3 separate regions of the Homo sapiens genome follow, and regions 1 and 3 are each linked to region 2. The links are chromatin contacts, found by Hi-C or POLR2A ChIA-PET in ENCODE. All regions are on one chromosome and are shown on one strand. Each heading gives the region's core, a stretch centred on a gene start or an enhancer-like site at or near the end of the contact. The rest is flanking DNA. Distances are from core to core; before and after follow the strand shown. Region 1 holds the start of APOBEC3A (apolipoprotein B mRNA editing enzyme catalytic subunit 3A). Region 2 holds the start of SUN2 (Sad1 and UNC84 domain containing 2). Region 3 overlaps LOC105373032 (a long non-coding RNA gene).

Region 1 (3,494 bases), core at 946-3,445, 200 kb after region 2:
TGCAGGGGGACCAGGAAGGGGCCAGTTGTGTCTGGGACATTCCTGCCGGGAGAGAGTCAGGCCCTAGTGCACAGAAGGATGTGGGTGTGGTCGGTGGGGGCACTGGCAGGGGGTAGGGCACATAAGTCCCTGGGGAGCTCACTCAGAGGTTCCAGGTTGTGGCCCTTATGGAAGTTCCTGGGTCCAGGGGCTAGAGTGAGACTGTTCCCCGCTCATGTCTGGGCTGCAGACGCCCAACCAGTGGCTCCCCCTGTCCACCCTTGGCAAGGGAGGGTCCTGGCCTCCCTCTCTGCTAGTGGGGACCCCCCAACACCCTGTCTTCTCTCCTCTCTGGAGCTCTGCCTGGGTGCATGGCTTGTACAGTGAGTTACTGAGAATTGAACTCTGGACAGTAGCTGGGCCCCACTTTGCTTTAAACATTTTAGTCTGAGGCCTTCTTTGTCATCAGATGAGAAGGTTCACAGATGTGCAGATGTGCTGATAGTCTAACCTGACTGGTTTGTAAAACTAGAAAGAGAAACAGACAATGTGCCTGTTTCTGTGATGGGCCATAAAGTGGATCTTACAGATTTGGAGACATTCTGGAAGATCTGGACCTGTCTGGATCAGAGAGGGGAGGCAGGCATGGGCCAGTCATGAATCCAGTGGGGCTTGGGCCAGCTGGGGCAGCAGGGAGGAGGACGTGCCCAGGGTGGGTGAGCTGGGGAGACCCTGGAACCCAAGGCTGAGGACCCAGAGCCAGGAGATGCAGGAGACGCCCCAGGGATGCTGAACAAAGCGCTGTCCCCTGTTGCAGCTCTCCTGGGTCTCCCCATAGAAAGCTCATGTGGGGGCTGTCCTGACCATGGGTCCAGGGGTGTATTTGCTCCAGGGGCATTTGATGCATTATTGAGCCAGGGGAAAGGCCATCACACTCTGGGCAGCAGGAGCCACCGGGAAGGGTTGGGGAAGGGTTGGATCCTCCCAAAGTTGGTACAAGTGTGGTCTCTGGCCCAGGTGGGCTGTGGGTACTGCGGGGCGTCCAGCTGTGCATGCCTCTGGTGTGAACTGGGAAGGGTGGCCTCTGGTCAGACTCACACAACACACCAAGATGAGCTCACACCAGAACCACCTGAGACTCAAATGGCAGTTGACTGCCCCCAGGGGACATCTTCTTGACTAGAAGAGTCCAACATCTGGAGACAGAATGGGAGGGGTCCTCACGGCAGAGAACAGGGCCTCTTCTAGTCTGTGGCGCCCACCAAAATGGCAGGGACACTGTGCTGAGGTGGGAGGATTGCTGGCCAAAGACAGGGGGGTCTAGTAAGAGCCAGAACAGGGGAGCAGGCAGGACAGGGGACAGCCCCTGGGCCCACAGGGCCAGCACCTTCCAGGGGCAGCTGTGCTGGGTGTAGCAGGTGGACCTGGGAAAGGACGGCGCCAGACCTGCCGCCAGGACTCAGGGGCTCACTTGGGGCAGGAGCACAGTGTCCCTCACATTTCTGCAGGGCCCAGAGGTGGGAGAAAGGGCACAGGGTGGCCCTTCTGACAGGGGGGTGGGGGTGTGTCCCTGCTGGGGACTCTGTTTCCTGGGAGGGCCTGGATCTCTAGGTACCTTTCAGAGCCTTTAGCATCTCCTCTGGGTAATGGGGATGAAAACACTCCTCCCTCTAGTTTACAATTATTAGATACACTGATGCATAGGAGGATGCAGGACCTGCTGGTCTCCCATCTTCACAGCCAGGGAAGAAGATGCAGGACCCTAACAGAGAGCACAGGATGCAGCAGGTGCCAGGGAGCCTGGACCAGGCACATCCTGCACTGGCCACAGGGGAGGACACAGGGGTGGCTGTCCTGGAGCCTGCTCTCTGGACCGCTGAGTGTTATTCAGGGTCTTTCTCCAGGGTGTGGACACCTGTCTTCTCACCTGCCCCCTGGTCTCCTGCCTTCCAGATTCCTGTGGCCCACAGGGAGCAAAGTGTGGCCAGCTCTACATCCCCATTGTCACTCCACAGTGTCTGGTGGTTCAGTGGTCAGAGTGGGCACATCAAAACCAAAGCTTGCCCAGAGGCATGGCAGAGAACTTCCTTGTTCTGACGCTAATGAGGGTGGCACACTCGGCCTGAGCTGGAGAAGGGGTGGGGCAGGGTATCGCTGACTCAGCAGCTTCCAGGTTGCTCTGATGATATATTAAGGCTCCTGAATCCTAAGAGAATGTTGGTGAAGATCTTAACACCACGCCTTGAGCAAGTCGCAAGAGCGGGAGGACACAGACCAGGAACCGAGAAGGGACAAGCACATGGAAGCCAGCCCAGCATCCGGGCCCAGGTATGGGAAGCCCCTCCGAGCACCTCTGCGCCTCAGCCTCCTCTTTGAGCTTTTCTGATGAGCACTCACCTCTCACCCTCAAACCCCTGGGGCCTCTCTTTTCCTCCTGACCCTCTCTCTGGACCTGGCCTCTTGCTCTAGGTTCCCAGTTTTGGTCCCAGCGCTGGTCTCTCCTCCGATGGTACCAATTCCAGGTCTCCTTCCACCTCCCGGGGCAGGTGCACAGGGAGCCTGAAAATCCCAATAGATAATGGTGCTGTGCCCCAGCCAGTGAAGACGGTCAGAGAGGGGATTCTCCTCACTTGTCTTTAAATGAGCATCTACTATTTCTTGCAAATGTTCCATGTATCTGGACTTGGCCTAAGCCCTTTTTATGTTCAGTGTCATCTCGTTCTCCCTAATATTAAGAAAAGGGGGTTGCTTGTAGGACTGCTTGGCTATGAGGAAGCCTTGTTTCCTTTTTTTGAGAACACAGAGCAAGTGAGTGGTAGAGCCCAGATTCATGCCCAGGTCTACTCGAAATGGTGGGGAACATTTTGAACCTTCCTTCCTTCTTTCCTTCCTTCCTTCCTCCTTCCTTCCTTCCTTCCTTCAATTCTCTCTCTCTTTCTTTCTTCTTTCTTTCTCTCTCTCTCTTTCCTTCTTTATTTCTTTTTCTTCTTTCTCTCTCTTCCCTCCCTCCTTCCTTCCCTTCTGTGCTTCCTTCCTTTCTTCCAATATTTCCCTTTCTCTCTTCCTCCCTTCCTTCCTTTCTCTTTCTTTCTTTCCTTCTTTCTTTCTTTTTCTTTCATTCTTTCCTTCTTTCTTTCTTTTACTTCCTTCCTCCCTCCTTCCTTCCTCTCTTTCTTCTTTCCTTTCCTTCCTTTCTTCCTTCCTTCCTCTCTTTCTCCCTTTCTCCCTCCCTTCCTTTCTTTTTTCTTTCTTTTCTTTCTTTCTTCTTTCCTTCTTTCTTTCTTTTCCTTCCTTTCTTTTTTCTTTCTTTCTTTCCTTCTTTTTCTTTTCCTTCCTTCCTCCCTCCCTCCCTTCCTTCCTTCCTCCATCTCTCTTTCTCTTTCTTTCTTTCTTTCTTTCTTTCTTTCCTTCCTTCTTTCTCTTTCCTTCTTTCTTTCTTTCTTTCCTTCCTTCTTTCTCTTTCCTTCTTTCTTTCTTTCTTTTGTGCTGCCTCCCAACAGAGATTTTTCTAATTC
Region 2 (3,858 bases), core at 1,050-3,549:
CCTCATTTATATTATTAGAAGCAAGGTAGGTATCATTACTCCCATCTACAAGGGAAGAACCTGGACACTGAGGCAATGGGTAACTTGTCCACAGTCCCCAGCCTGTAAGTGCCAAAGCCAGGGTTTGGGCTCAGCTCTGACAGGCTGTAGGGCCTGGGTCTTTCTACTCAGGCATAAAGTTTTCCAGTTGTTTCAGGAATGTATTGAAGATTCTAGTTGTGTGTCCTCAGCTAGAATCTTTTTTAGCCTCACACATGCGCAAAACAAGGCTGTATACAAACTTGTTACACAACAAATATTTGTTAGCAAACTAACAAAATAGGGAGGAGGAGGGCAGCATGAATTACAGTCAGTTCCGGTCACCATGTGGGGCAGAAATCAAGGCTCTGGAACTGATAATGAGGACAAAGGAAGCCAAAGTGCAAAGATCTGGCAAGAGGTAGCATTCTGTGACATGAGGAAGATTAATGAACCACTCAGGTCTAGACACCCGAATTCAAAGTCCCCGACTGCCAACATGGGGAGTCTCAACGTTAGTGCCTCTGCTGGCCCGTACAACAAAGTCACTTGGGAATTCCTAGCACTTGCTTGTGACTTTTGATCACTTCTAATATTCCTGGTTGATACTTAAATGACCAGTTCTCTGGGTTGTGTGGTGAGTATAGAAGTCCACTTCCCAACCCAGGCTGCAGAAACCCGAAGGTCTGGTTAGTCCAGCTAGAAAGTCCTCCTCTGAAAAACAAGCAGCCTCATGTCCTGGCCTTGTTGGCATCTTCCCAGGTCAGACGCCCATCTGGCATCCCCTCTACTTTTAGCTGGTGTTGGAAAAGGGACCGATTGGTAGTAGGAAAAGCAGGAAGTTGGCCTGGGTCCTTGTCTCTATTCCTGTCCTTATAAGGTAATCTCCCCTCCCCCCTCCCTGCCCCGCCCGTACGGTCCCTACCTGAAGGCTCCAGCTGCCCACACAGGGACTCCTCTTAGCCTCTGTCCTGCTGAAGGAGGTGACACCTTTGCCCAGGGCAGAAACAAGGCAACATGTTTATACCATACCCAAGCTGCCGCTGGGAAGAACTAAATATTCTGATGGAGGTTGAGCGGGGAGTGCTGAAAACTGTCAGCACCCGCCTCCGCCCTCCCAGAACTCCCAGAGATGCCTCTCAGTCTTTCCTGCGGCATCCTGGCATCACAAAACAGTTTACCATTGAGTCTGGGTTTCACAAGATGAAAAAGGTCGAGGCCCCATTCTCCAAAACAAGAAGTGAGCCTCTGGGAGCTGAAATCTACTACTGCGAATCATAATAGACACCACCCCCGCCCCACCTCCTCCCTAACAATCAGTTAGGAAACGCTCATCGGAAAGCATCCTTCCCCACTTCTCAGCTGGGCGACTTCCTTTCTCAATTCCGCCCTTCCCCATCACAAACATCTCCATCCATCTTCAGACTTAAACCAGATCTGGGGCATCTTCCTCGTGACATTTCCACTCCCTGGGCACAGCCAGGCCACACGCCCTTGTGGGACCTGCCAAACGCCCGGTGCTAACTCCCTCTGCCCTCATTCCCACAGGCCAAACCTGCAGAAATTGTCACCAAAGGCGCGCCTCCTGGCTCTCTAAGTCACACCGCGCCCCCCATTGCTTTGTTTTGTTTTGTTTTAGAACTGAACAAAACGGGCCTTCCTCTGAGGCCCTGAGTTCTGACAGGCAGAGGCTGGGAACTGCCTGTCCCTGGAAACGGCCTGTCTGGCACAAAACCCGTAGGCGCTGCCCGGGGCCGGGTTGGGGCAGTCGGCCTTTGCCCTCCTCCTCCCGGGAGGCTGCCCGGGAAGTCCCGCCCGCAGACACCGCCCTCCCGGCTGACCAGTGGCGCGGCAGGCGGGGCGGGGGCCAGGAGGTGAGTCAGGGCGCGGGCCGCGGACCCGGGTGGAGGCTGGATCCGGCCCAGCACGTCCCGGAGAGGAGGAAGCAGGCCTGGCGGCGCGGCCCCGCCCGAGTGGCCCGACGGTGACCCGGGGTCAGGCCGGGCCGCGGCCCCCCAACCCTCTCCTGAGCTCGCCCGCACTCACCTGCTGCCGCGGCGGCTTCTAGCCCGGCCGGGGGCGTCCGAGGCCAGGCCGCCGCCGGGGCGCGCCCCCTTTCCGCGTGGGGATCCCGCGGGCGGCGCTCCGCTCAGGGCGACACAGCGGCCGGGCCCGGGGCGCGCGGGCACGCGAAGAGCGGCGACGCGGGACAAGGCGGGCGGGCGGACAATGCGGCCGGCGGAGGCCCGCGCTGCGCGAGTGGGGCCGGGCGGCGCGCGTGTGGCCGACTCTGTATGTGTGCGCCTGTCAGTCAACGCTGACAGGCCGCAGCCCATTGGTCAGGCCCCGCCGGCCGTCACCGCCCACCGCCGCCACCCATTGGCCGGTTTGAACACAAAGCCCCGGCTCGCCCCGCCCTCGCGTGGGCCCCGCTGCCCTGCGCGCTCAGCCTAGGAGTCCGCGCGTGGGAGGCGCTGGGCGGGCGGGGACCCCGGGCTGCGGGAGGACGCGACGGGAGCCTGTGCTGGGGCTCGGGCTCAGCAGGGCACTGGACTCCCGATCTGGCGGCTCAGAACACCTGAGACAGCTCTGAGCGCTCCCACGCGCGCCTGCAGCCTGGTTCACCAGGCCGGCGTCCGAGGGGAGGGTGGGAGCCCTGGGAGCGGCAGCGCGCGGGTGGCCCTTGGTGCACTCTCGGTGAGGCTGTCGAGGGCTTGCTCAACACCCGGCACCAGTGCCGTTGTCCTCTTAGCCGGCCATTTCTACACCCATTTTTCAGACAAGGAAACAGGTTGCTAATTTGGGGATTCCAGACATGCTGGGAGGCCCTGCCTCTTCCCAAGCTTTACCCAGAGCACCCAAGTTTCACGACAGCTCTTCTATTTTTTGTTTGTTTTAAACAGATTTTCTATTTTATTTAAATAGAGACGAGATCTCACTATGTTTGCCTAGGCTGGTCACGAACTCCTGAGCTCCAGTGATTCTCCCGCCTCGGCTTCCCAAAGTACTAGGATTACAGGTATGAGCCACCGCGCCCGGCCAGCTCTTCTGTTTTAAGGACGGTGCTTGCTGCACTTGAGCTGTGGGAAGGCAGGGCTGGCCACTCATTCTTCTACCTTACTCAGACTTGGAACGAGTGCTCAGCGTTTGAGTAAAATGCTGCCTGACTCCGGGGGTCCTGTTCCTTGGCTCCCCATCCGCCAACTGTACAGATAGAGCAGGTGCACAGCTTGGGATGAATCTCTTTCTGTGCCAGCCCTTCTAAGGGCAGATGAACAGTCGTTATTTTACTTTTAAAGTACCAAGAGGAAACGAGACAAGAATGACAAAATCACCGAGGCAGGAACAGGAAGGCTGTGGGGTCGGAGGATTGAGGAAAGGCAAAACCCTCATGCTAAAGCGGCTTCAGCCCAACTCCAGACAAGAACAGTCCCCTTTCCTGGGCCTCCATTGCCTGCTCTGGAAAGAGAAGAGTCTCCTGCTCTTCCACCCTCCTGGAGACCACGGTGCTGGCCATTATCACTCCTAGGTTTAGACTGCAAGCTCTTTGAGGACATGGACAAGCTCTCCAGAGCCTGGTACCGAGCCTGGCTCTGGTCTGAGTGTCTGCTGGATGGAGCAATGAAAGGAGAATTCAAATCAGACGTAGGGGCAGCATCCAGGTAGGGGAAGGGCCTCTCTGACTCCTCATCTCTGGGATGCGCAACTCCAGAATTCTGTCCTAACCACTTCTATGGAGTTGCCACATCCTACCTCCTCCATTGCACAGCCTGCTTCCCCCTCTCCGGGGGTCCTGGCAGACAGGGGGGTCTGGCCTTGCTGGGGTCGGGGGGGAGTCCA
Region 3 (3,887 bases), core at 1,033-3,532, 170 kb after region 2:
CATGGAGAAACCCCCATCTCTACTAAAAAAAAACAAAAACAAAGAAAAAACCTACAAAATTAGCTGGGCATGGTGGTGCATGCCTGTAATCCCAGCTACTCGGGAGGCTAAGGCAGGAGAATCACTTGAACCCAGGAGGCGGAGGTTGCGGTGAGCCGAGATGGAACCATTGCACTCCAGCCTGAGTGACAAGAGTGAAACTCTGTCACAAAACAAAACAAAAACAAAACAACAACAACAACACAAGTCTCACCTCTGCAATTCTCTATGTCTCTAAGTTCATCCTTTGGGTTTGGACAGGTGAGCATGTTTCTCATATTACCCACACTGGTGGGCCCCGTAGGCTTCCTGGTTGGTCCAGGAGTGGATGCCTGATGCAGGCTGCACAAATCAGATTCTCTCTTCTGGAGATTTAGAATCGAGAACCAGTGGTTATCATAGGTTAGCCTTGGCTGTCAGACCTGGAAGGTGAGGAGACCCAGAGCTGAGGGTGCCCTTTTGGGACAGGTGTCAAATCCTTGTACAAACAGAGAAACCAGACTGACAAGGGGGTAGGATGAAGGAGCTGAAGGAGAAGCAGAGCCACAGAGGACCGGGCAGAGAGAGGGGCTGCCTTGGTGGGGACAGCCTGTAGACAGCGCCAACGACGTGGGGCTGGTGCTGTCCCCACTGTGGTCTCAAACACCAGACTAGTGCCCGGTCAGCACAGAGTTCAGGACAGTGGTGCAGCTGACACCCAGAAAGACACCGCAGTGGAAAGCCTGGCCTGACGCTCCCAGCTCTCTCCCTGCCATGCACTGACTCCATGTCCTGTGAGGAGGAGGTGGGAGGAGAGTTTTATTAGGGGAATTCATTTGTAATAATTGCCTAAGTATTTGCTACTTAGGAGAACATGGATCTGCAAAGGGTCCATGACCCTTTGAGTCAGAGTTTCACTCTTGTTGCCCAGGCTGGAGTGCAATGGCGTGATCTCGGCTCACTGCAACCTCCGCCTCCCAGGTTCAAGTGATTCTCATGCCTCAGCCTCCCAAGTAGCTGGGACTACAGGGGCACACCACCATGCAAGGCTAATTTTTGTATTTTAGTAGAGACGGGGTTTCACCATGTCGGCCAGGCTGGTCTCAAATTCCTGACCTCAAGTGATCCGCCTGTCTCGGCCTCCCAAAGTGCTGGGATTACAGGCATGAGCCACCACAGCTGGCCTGCAAGGGGTATTTTTAGGTGTTAGAAGCATCTCGAGGCATCCTTTCTCAACGTTTCACACCACAGACCACTGAATGGGCATTTGGCACATTCATAGATCATCAATTGTAATTCAAAAAAAAGTAGAGTTTCATCAATGATTTTAAATTTAAAGAGAGTGTTTGAAACATTAATTATGTTCTCATATCCATGAGATCTTCATTTCTTTCTTCCTCTCTCTCCCTCCCTTCCTCCTTCCTCTCCTCCCTCCTCCTTTCTTCCCTCCCTCCCTTCTCTCCTTCCCTTCCTCTCCTCCCTCCTCCTTTCTTCCCTCCCTCCCTTCTCTCCTTCCCTTCCTCTGCTCCCTCCTCCTTTCTTCCCTCCCTCCTTTCTCTCCTTCCCTTCCTCTGCTCCCTCCTCCTTTCTTCCCTCACTCCCTTCTCTCCTTTTTGCTGCTGCTTTGCTGTTTGCTGCCATCAGGGCAGGGGTGGAGCAGTAAGTGGGTTCCACCCCCAGCCACACCGTGATTGGCTCAGGAGTGGACACGTGCCCTGAGCCAGTCTAATCCATGCTAACCTCAGGACCTTCCTGGGAATTGTGGGAGACAGAGACTCTCTGTTGGTCCAGATAGGTGGGGCGTACTGTGGGCTTGGCGCTGCTGTAACAATTTTTCTACCACAGGAGACGCTGGTCTGAAAAGAAGGCAACGCAAGGAAGAGAACAGAGCCAAGGCACCTGCAGCGAGCCAGAGCCAGAGCCCTGACATCACAAATGCTTTAATTGGTTCCATTTATTGTTTAATCCACTTGAAATTGAATTTCTGTCATCCCCGACTGGAAGTGTACTGACCTGCATACTACCTGTGTTTCCTCACAGCAGGCTGAAAAGCTGTGCCAATATTGAGCTCATCCAGAATTAGACGAAGTTTGTATTCTTTTTATTACTTCCTTTAACCCTGAATCAGGGTCCAGAAGCATTTTGTTGACCATTAACTCTTCTCTGTGAATAAAGCAGCATGAGGAACAACCTCTTTTATTCACAGAGCAAAGCTCTTCGCTGCTCAGCCACAGCGGCTTCAACTCTGGCACGGGTCCTGAAGTGCCATTTCTAGCACATGACTCACAAAGTAAATAATCTGTAAATGAAAAGCCTCTTATCATACTTTGGCACGAAAAACAAAGCGACAAGCCAGGCAGCATTTTTCCCTCATATTTGAACCCCACATGCACCAAGGGCTGTTTTATGCCTTGCACATGAGGAGTTTGGTTTGCTCAAAAGCAAAGTATTGGCTAACATGTGTGTGCACTAGTAATTGCATTTCTGCTTTGTGTGCTCTGTTATCTGATAGAGGAGCTTTGTCAATATCCTTTGGATCTCTCTCCAAGCACAGTCTTCATTATGATCTGTGAGCTGATTTACGGTCTTCTTGGCAATTTTACGACTGATATCTAGGTGCATTTGCTAAGAGGACAGCAATTTAGAATGATGTTTCTGTAGCTTTAGTCTCCTCCGCACCTTTAATAAGAAGAATAATCAATTTTACATTAGAAAGTTATTTTGTGCTTATTCTGGAAAAATGGAATTGGTTGCTTTTTCTAAAGATAATGAGAAACACTTTTTATGGCTCCAGACTACTATATATCAGCATTTTCATTTTAACAGTAATATATCGAGGACTAGGGGCAAATGGATTGCTTGTCCAATAAATGAAATGTTCAAGTATTCCTCACTGAACTTAGACTCACAATTTTCATTTATGGTTGCATGTGTAAAATCACCACTCAAGAACTTGTTTGTCCTTGAATATATAGTTTTGTATTTCCATAGTTATATTGCAGAACCATTTACTCATTATGTTTACAGTGCCCTTCTGAGGATTTATGCTGCCATTTTCATCATTACTTTGCATTTTATAGAACCTCTTTTTAGTCATTGATCCATTTTGGTGAATTGGAGATACAGTGTGACATATCTACTACAATAACCATGAAAATTAAAAAATAACAGACATAAACTATAACTTGCAAGCGAGAAGCCCTATGTGAATATGATTTATTAATACTTTGTTTTAAGTCTCTTTCCCCTGGTTCTCACCTATTGAAGCTTTTTGCTTTTCTGTCAGCCAAGAGGTGCCAGGTAGGTAAGGAGCATACTGGGTAACTGTGTACTCCGTGCCCAGGCCTACTCATGCCTCTGTGGGCTGGGCACTGATGCAAACTTCTGCCAGGCATGGCCCTCTTAAGTGGACAGGGGATAGAAAAATAACCTAGAAATGATGACAAATGTGGCTTCTTTCCAATGATCACATCTCTTCCCTTTTCCTTGGCTTACTTATTGGTTCAGACCTTCACAAAGAAGTTGACCAAGTGCAGTGACAGGATGATGTGCTGGTCATCATCCTGTCGCTACACTGAAACATCCCTTTCTCCCTTTTTGGGCCCATGGTGGAGTCAGGCTTTCCCGCATCATTGAGGTTAGGTGTGAACACGTGATTTGCTTTGGCCAATGAAATGGGAGTGAAAGTGACACATCCCTGCCAGGTACAAGCTTTAACGGCCAGGGAACAACGTGCGTCATCACTGCCTTGACCCTGTGGTCAATGTTCCAGACAGGGGTCTGTGTCAGCCTGTGTCCCTTAGTGAGGACTGGGTATAGACTGCCCCTCTCCACTTCATGGATATTTAACTTAAGCAAGAAAAAGGCTT

Evidence for each region. Hi-C counts contacts between places; a loop is a spot of excess contacts on that map. ChIA-PET counts read pairs that join two places held with the same protein, here RNA polymerase II (POLR2A). Pooled maps may share reads with other maps.
Region 1: a pooled map shows a loop between it and region 2 (2.4-fold over the local background). The contact joins the promoter of APOBEC3A here to the promoter of SUN2 in region 2. A Hi-C loop is called at or near these places in 1 of 168 maps with a recorded cell type or tissue (CD14-positive monocyte), 2 of 37 single-sample maps with no recorded cell type and 8 of 50 pooled maps. POLR2A ChIA-PET finds 5 or more read pairs at or near these places in 3 of 52 experiments (CD8-positive, alpha-beta memory T cell, activated B cell and naive thymus-derived CD8-positive, alpha-beta T cell).
Region 3: a loop to region 2 is called in a pooled map, with 3 times the contacts of the local background. The contact joins the enhancer-like site here to the promoter of SUN2 in region 2. A Hi-C loop is called at or near these places in 5 of 168 maps with a recorded cell type or tissue (PC-9, aorta, posterior cingulate gyrus and 2 more), 1 of 37 single-sample maps with no recorded cell type and 17 of 50 pooled maps. POLR2A ChIA-PET finds 5 or more read pairs at or near these places in 3 of 52 experiments (AG04450, PC-9 and activated B cell).

What each region holds. Positions count from the first base shown.
Region 1 is chr22:38,955,414-38,958,907 of GRCh38, forward strand. APOBEC3A (apolipoprotein B mRNA editing enzyme catalytic subunit 3A) reads left to right here and starts at 2,196. Exons shown (of 5, transcript NM_145699.4): 1 at 2,196-2,307. The coding sequence starts at 2,279.
Region 2 is chr22:38,753,699-38,757,556 of GRCh38, forward strand. SUN2 (Sad1 and UNC84 domain containing 2) reads right to left here and starts at 2,300. Exons shown (of 18, transcript NM_015374.3): 1 at 2,065-2,300. RefSeq lists enhancers at 1,114-1,183, 3,442-3,581 and silencers at 1,674-2,023, 2,134-2,683.
Region 3 is chr22:38,922,254-38,926,140 of GRCh38, forward strand. It overlaps LOC105373032 (a long non-coding RNA gene), which reads left to right. Exons shown (of 3, transcript XR_938256.2): 3 at 1,864-3,887. Among named protein-coding and RNA genes, the nearest start is that of APOBEC3A, 33 kb to the right of the region's middle. Within about 2 kb of position 2,283, at least 31 of the 41 ENCODE cell types and tissues checked have a DNase peak (open chromatin) inside an H3K27ac peak, as active enhancers do; they include PC-9 and prostate gland, where a contact is called at or near this core.